Linked DNA regions of Homo sapiens: region 2 is linked to region 1. A link is a loop called in an ENCODE intact Hi-C map of the cell type or tissue named here. Cell type or tissue: dorsolateral prefrontal cortex. All regions are shown on one strand. Region 1 has its middle 80 kb from the start of CCEPR. Region 2 has its middle 36 kb from the start of LINC00844.

Region 1 (2,500 bases):
TTTCCCTCTATGCACTTATCAATGTGCTGCTTAATAAGTGATAGAATAATTAAAATTTTTATATGAACTTGAATATCCCAGTCATTCTTACCCTGTGATATAGTTTGGCTCTGTGTCCCCACCCAATTCTCACCTTGAATTGTAATCTCTATAATCCCCACATGTCAAGGGCAGGACCAGGTAGAGGTAATTGAATCCTGGGGGCAGTTTCCTCCATGCTGTTCTCATGATAATGAATGAATCTGATGGTTTTATAAGTGTCTGGCTTTTTCCCTGCTTGCACTCATTCTCTCTCCTGCCATCCTCTGAAGAGGTGCCTTCCGCCATGATCGTTAAGTTTCCTGAGGCCTCTCCAGCCATATGGAACTTGAGTCAATTTAAAGCTCTTTCCTTTATAAATTACCCAGTCTTTATAGCAGCTTGAGAATGGATGAATACACCCTGCTTTGGTAACCTTTCTGCTGCTCTTCCTCTCTCCTCCATTCCCTTAAATGTGCAGACAAATGTTTGATGTATTATAGCTGTGTTCTCTCAATAGGTCTGGATATATACAGAGTGAGCCTCTGCCCCTGTTGAAAACGATGATTTTTTTTAAAAAAAAAGCAATTGAACTCACATTGAGAGCTTGTACTCTAGACTACCAGTCTTTTTGTTTTATTCATAGTGTTTCCTCCAAGTGTAACAACAACCCTATCACCTAATAATTAGGGTTAATTAACTTCTTTTCTTGCCAGCTGGTCCCTTACTAGAAGGAGCCTTGGAAGAAGGAGGTCAATGGGACGCTTGCCTGTCCCTCTTGCCTATTTGTCTGCAGTACTCAGAGTTGTGGGAACGGTAAGCAAAATTCCCCTGAGTAGATCACTAGCAGTGATGGGAAGCAGGGCTATTCCTTTCTCATTCCTTGGTTCCTTGGCCCATGGATTTTACCAGTTGTGGACACAGCACTGTATAATTGTCTTTGATTTAGAGTGTATACTGTATTCTCAGGGACAGCATCTCATCTTCATTGGGTACCATTTATAAGCTGGCATTTTAACAAACAGTTCCACCACTCTTTCAGTCCTGCAGCTCCTGCATGTTATAGTATGAGACACAACCAGTAGATCTCATCGTCATATGCCCACTGCTGTACCTCCTTTGCTTTAAAATGGGTCCTTTGGTCTGTGCAGTGTTATGTGATCAGTGGATCAAACATTCTGTAAGCCCGCAGAGAGTGATGCTGGATGAGGGCCTATAGGCAAAGAAAGACAGACTTGTACCAAGAATAAAAGTTGATTGTCATCAATATGAAGTCATCACTTGCATTCAACATTGTACTAGCCAATCCAATATGTCAAAAAAAGAAAGAAAGAAGAAGGCCATTTGGATTGGAATGGAAGAAATAAACTATTTGCAGATGAAATGCTTATGCAGAAGGTTCAAAAGAATCTACAAAAACCAATAAGTCAGAACCAATAAGTGACTTTAGAAAGGCCATAGAATGTGTAATATAAACTCTTACCTTATGTCATTTATATAACAATGGGAACAAGATACATTTACAAATTAAATACAAAAAATAATAAAATTGACAAATAAACAGCATCATTTTGGTGCATTTCTTTTTCCTTTGCTTTAGTATGAATATGAGACCCCCATAACATCCTACATTGTTTGAGATAAGCATGCCTATTATTACCTTGTTCCATGTGATAATTCAAATTCTTCTTCCACTGCTTTTTATTTCAACTATTCATACAGCCTTCTGACGTCAATTTGCATTTAGTTGGCTTCAATGCTTCACTTATTTGTTAATCTTAATTAGTAAGCACAAATAAAAGTGACATAACTTGGACTTCACACAATCATAATCGCAAGTACAAATATGTAAACTTTGGCACTGAAATCTTGTGGTGGTACTCAGATGTACGTTACCACCAAAATAATCAATAATATGTTTATATTAATTAATTTTTAAAGGTTTTCAGAAAAATGTAAAAAATTCACAAAGAGACCCTGTGTAAAAATATATCTGTGGACAGGGGTACATAGATTCCAGTTTTGAGAAACACTAGTAAATCCTGCTAATTTGAAAATAAACCTATATGATCTGATAATAAGTCTTGTTTTGTGTTCTATTCATTAGATTTAGAAACTCTTTTATGGTTAGTGAGGGTTTGTTTCTTATTTCCTGACGGATAGTAGGCACTTATCCAATACTTAGTGATATGGCCTTGGCTCTGTATCCCCACCCAAATCTCATCTTGTAGCTCCCATAATTCCCACGTGTTGTGGGGGGGACCTAGTTTGAGATGACTGAATCATGGAAGCAGGTCTTTCCTGTGCTGTTCTCATGATAGTGAATTGGTCTCACAAGATCTGATGGTTTAAAAACAAGAGTTTCTCTGCACAAGCTCTGTTTTTGCCTGCTGTCATCCACGTAAGATGTGCCTTGCTCCTCCTTGCCTTCCGCCATGATTGTGAGGCCTCCCCAGCCATGTGGAACTGTAAGTCCAGATGG
Region 2 (2,500 bases), 130 kb before region 1:
GAGATTTTCCTAATTCTATCATTCTATTTACTATCTGGCATTCTTTTATAAAGAAAAAAAGAGCTTTCTCTATATTTTGTTCCATCTCTCTTTTTTCTCCTTATCACTGTGAACTTATGGATTAGTTTTTATTCAATGTACATATCCAATATTTTCATTTGCCCCCTCCATTTGTTTAAAATTGGTCATTAGAATCCCCTTCAAGTTATCTCATGAGTTATGTAGACATATGCTTACTGGTCTTTGAGCATTTTGAGGTAATAATCTTAGTGCTAACATAGTCTAGTTCTTCTCTGTGGATCCCATAGAGTATAGACAACACTTAGGTTTCTTATTTCAGGTCCGTTATTAATAATTGCAGAATTCATTTAACAAATATTTATTGAGTACCTACCAGCACCAGACATTGTTCTAGACACTAGGGAGAAAGGCCTAGGTAAAGATATGAACAAAAGAGAAGAAAGAATCTCTGCCCTTGTAGTTTACATTTCAGAGAATATTCTTACATTTTTGCTGATATAATTTTTCAAGTTGTTCAAAAGACCAAGGCTTCATCTCTTGCTTCTGTAGGATTTTGTTTTCTGCTTTCTAAAATGCAGACTGCTTGATATTCTTCTTAATTAAGTTGGCTGCTTGTTATTGTAGATCTGCCTGTCTTTCTGTTTTTCTGTCTCTCCCGGCTCCTAAATTCTTATATCTGGGTTCACTTTCACAGTTATGCTTTCTCTGTGTGATCAGCCATATTTTGTGCATTATGACAATGAGAGAAGTATTTTGAAACTTTGGGGCATGGAAAAAGTCATTTCCACCTCAGGGTCCAGCTGAAAATAACTTCTGTATTCTACAGCTCCATTATTTTCCTGCGTAACACCATTAAAGCCCTCCCAAAGGCAATCTTTTGGGCATTATTGTTTAATCAAATTATTCCGACAGTGTGTGGACTGCACGAGCACCTAGAACAATAGTGAGCATATAGTTGAAGCGAAGACAATGTCCAGTGAACATCAACAAACTGTTGGGCTGATTTGACTGAATCAACCAATGGTAACTGTGGCTTGCTGTTTTCTTATTATGTAGGACTTCTATTTTATGTTGAAGGTAAAAATCCTATGCAACTCTACGGGTATTGAAGACTTCATTCCTGTAGGGAAACTACTAATTGTAAGCAACAAAGACTAACAATTCCTCTTTTGTTCTCTTGAAGGATTTTAAAACAAAATCTTCTTCCACCTTTCCTCTATACCAATGGTTCCTAACTGAGGGCAATTTTGTCCCCAGAGAACAGGTGGCAATTCCTGGAGATATTTTCAACAGCATGACCAGGAGGGGCGCTATTGGCATCTACTGAATAGAGGCCAAAGATGCTACTAAACACATAAAATGCACAGAACAGCCCCTACAACAAAGAATTACGTTGTGCAAAGTGTCAACAGTGCTGAGGCTGAGTAATTCTGTTCTGTATGCATAGTCTAAGTCACCATATAATATGTAAAGGTGCTAATACCCAGAGTGCCATTGGGGGTGCTGCTCCATGATGTCAGAACATAGCCTTTGGGTAATATAAGCAACCATATCACTGGCAACTACAGCAAAATCGAACTTCAAGAGCAAATTGACAATATCTGAGTTATGGGGAGAACTGAATTTCACAAAGAATGTTCTAGAAATGGTTTGATTTTCTGCTGCTTTCTGTAAGCCTTTTAAGGTTATTCTACCTGCAACCCATGTTCTTTTTTCACTACCTCCCTCTTGGGTACAGATGGGAGGAATGTCCCAGAGATTGCAGGAAAAAAAATGCTTTTATCCTCCTCTTGCCTTTCAAAGTCTTTGCTTCCTTTACATGGCTTGGCTTCACATAATCCTTACCTGGTGGGTAATAGAGTACAGACTGTATTCCTGAAGAGCTGCCACCCCTGCTCTGTTTAGGGACCCTGCCTCAGCAGGCTGGGCTATCAGCTGCCCCCACAGCCAGCGAGCAAGTGAGGTCACACAAGCTGTGGTGGCAGAGATTACACCAGCCTTTTGCATTTGGCCTGGAATCCCATGGGGCATTCAATCCCCTCTCCTGTGGTGCCTTTGTGGGCCTTCCCCTAACAAATGCCTACTTGTTCTTCCTCAAAGCTCACAGGGTGTCAGAAGCCAAGACCGAGCCCTCGTTTGCATTCCTGGGGCCCACTGGCATGGCCTCAGGAATTCTGCAGCTGCAGCATGAATGGGGCCATTTGATGGCTTAGCTAAGGGCTTAAGTGGAGTTGGATGGCACAGAATCCTCCCATTAAACGGCACTGTCAAATTTTCAACCAGACTCAAACTAATGCTCTTTAGAAAAATCACTTGTTGTCTGAGTTCCCCCAACTTTCAACTCTTTGCTAAGGGAGGGCATCAGAGATCTGGATTCAGCTTCCACAGCAGTGGGCTTGGTACATAATGCTCAGTAAATATTGGTTAAATCAAACAGTGAAAGCCAAAGTGCCAAAATGAAGCCTTATAGATTGGTTGG

What was found. A loop is a pair of places that touch in the nucleus more often than their neighbours do. Peaks named below come from ENCODE experiments on the same cell type or tissue, not always from the same donor. Only the 100,000 strongest peaks of a DNase experiment are listed, where the experiment ranks them.
Region 2: it touches region 1 in a loop (2.8-fold over the local background); 8 of 110 quality-filtered maps call a loop at or near these places.

Annotation. Positions count from the first base shown.
Region 1 is chr10:59,095,598-59,098,097 of GRCh38, forward strand. No RefSeq gene overlaps it. Among named protein-coding and RNA genes, the nearest start is that of CCEPR, 80 kb to the right of the region's middle. In dorsolateral prefrontal cortex, no CTCF peak of the experiment used is centred here; a DNase peak (open chromatin) is centred at 1,194; H3K27ac peaks cover 2,500 bases.
Region 2 is chr10:58,961,857-58,964,356 of GRCh38, forward strand. No RefSeq gene overlaps it. Among named protein-coding and RNA genes, the nearest start is that of LINC00844, 36 kb to the right of the region's middle. RefSeq lists enhancers at 1,619-2,120, 2,121-2,500. In dorsolateral prefrontal cortex, a CTCF peak has its summit at 1,342; DNase peaks (open chromatin) are centred at 1,345 and 2,125; H3K4me3 peaks cover 787 bases; H3K27ac peaks cover 2,453 bases.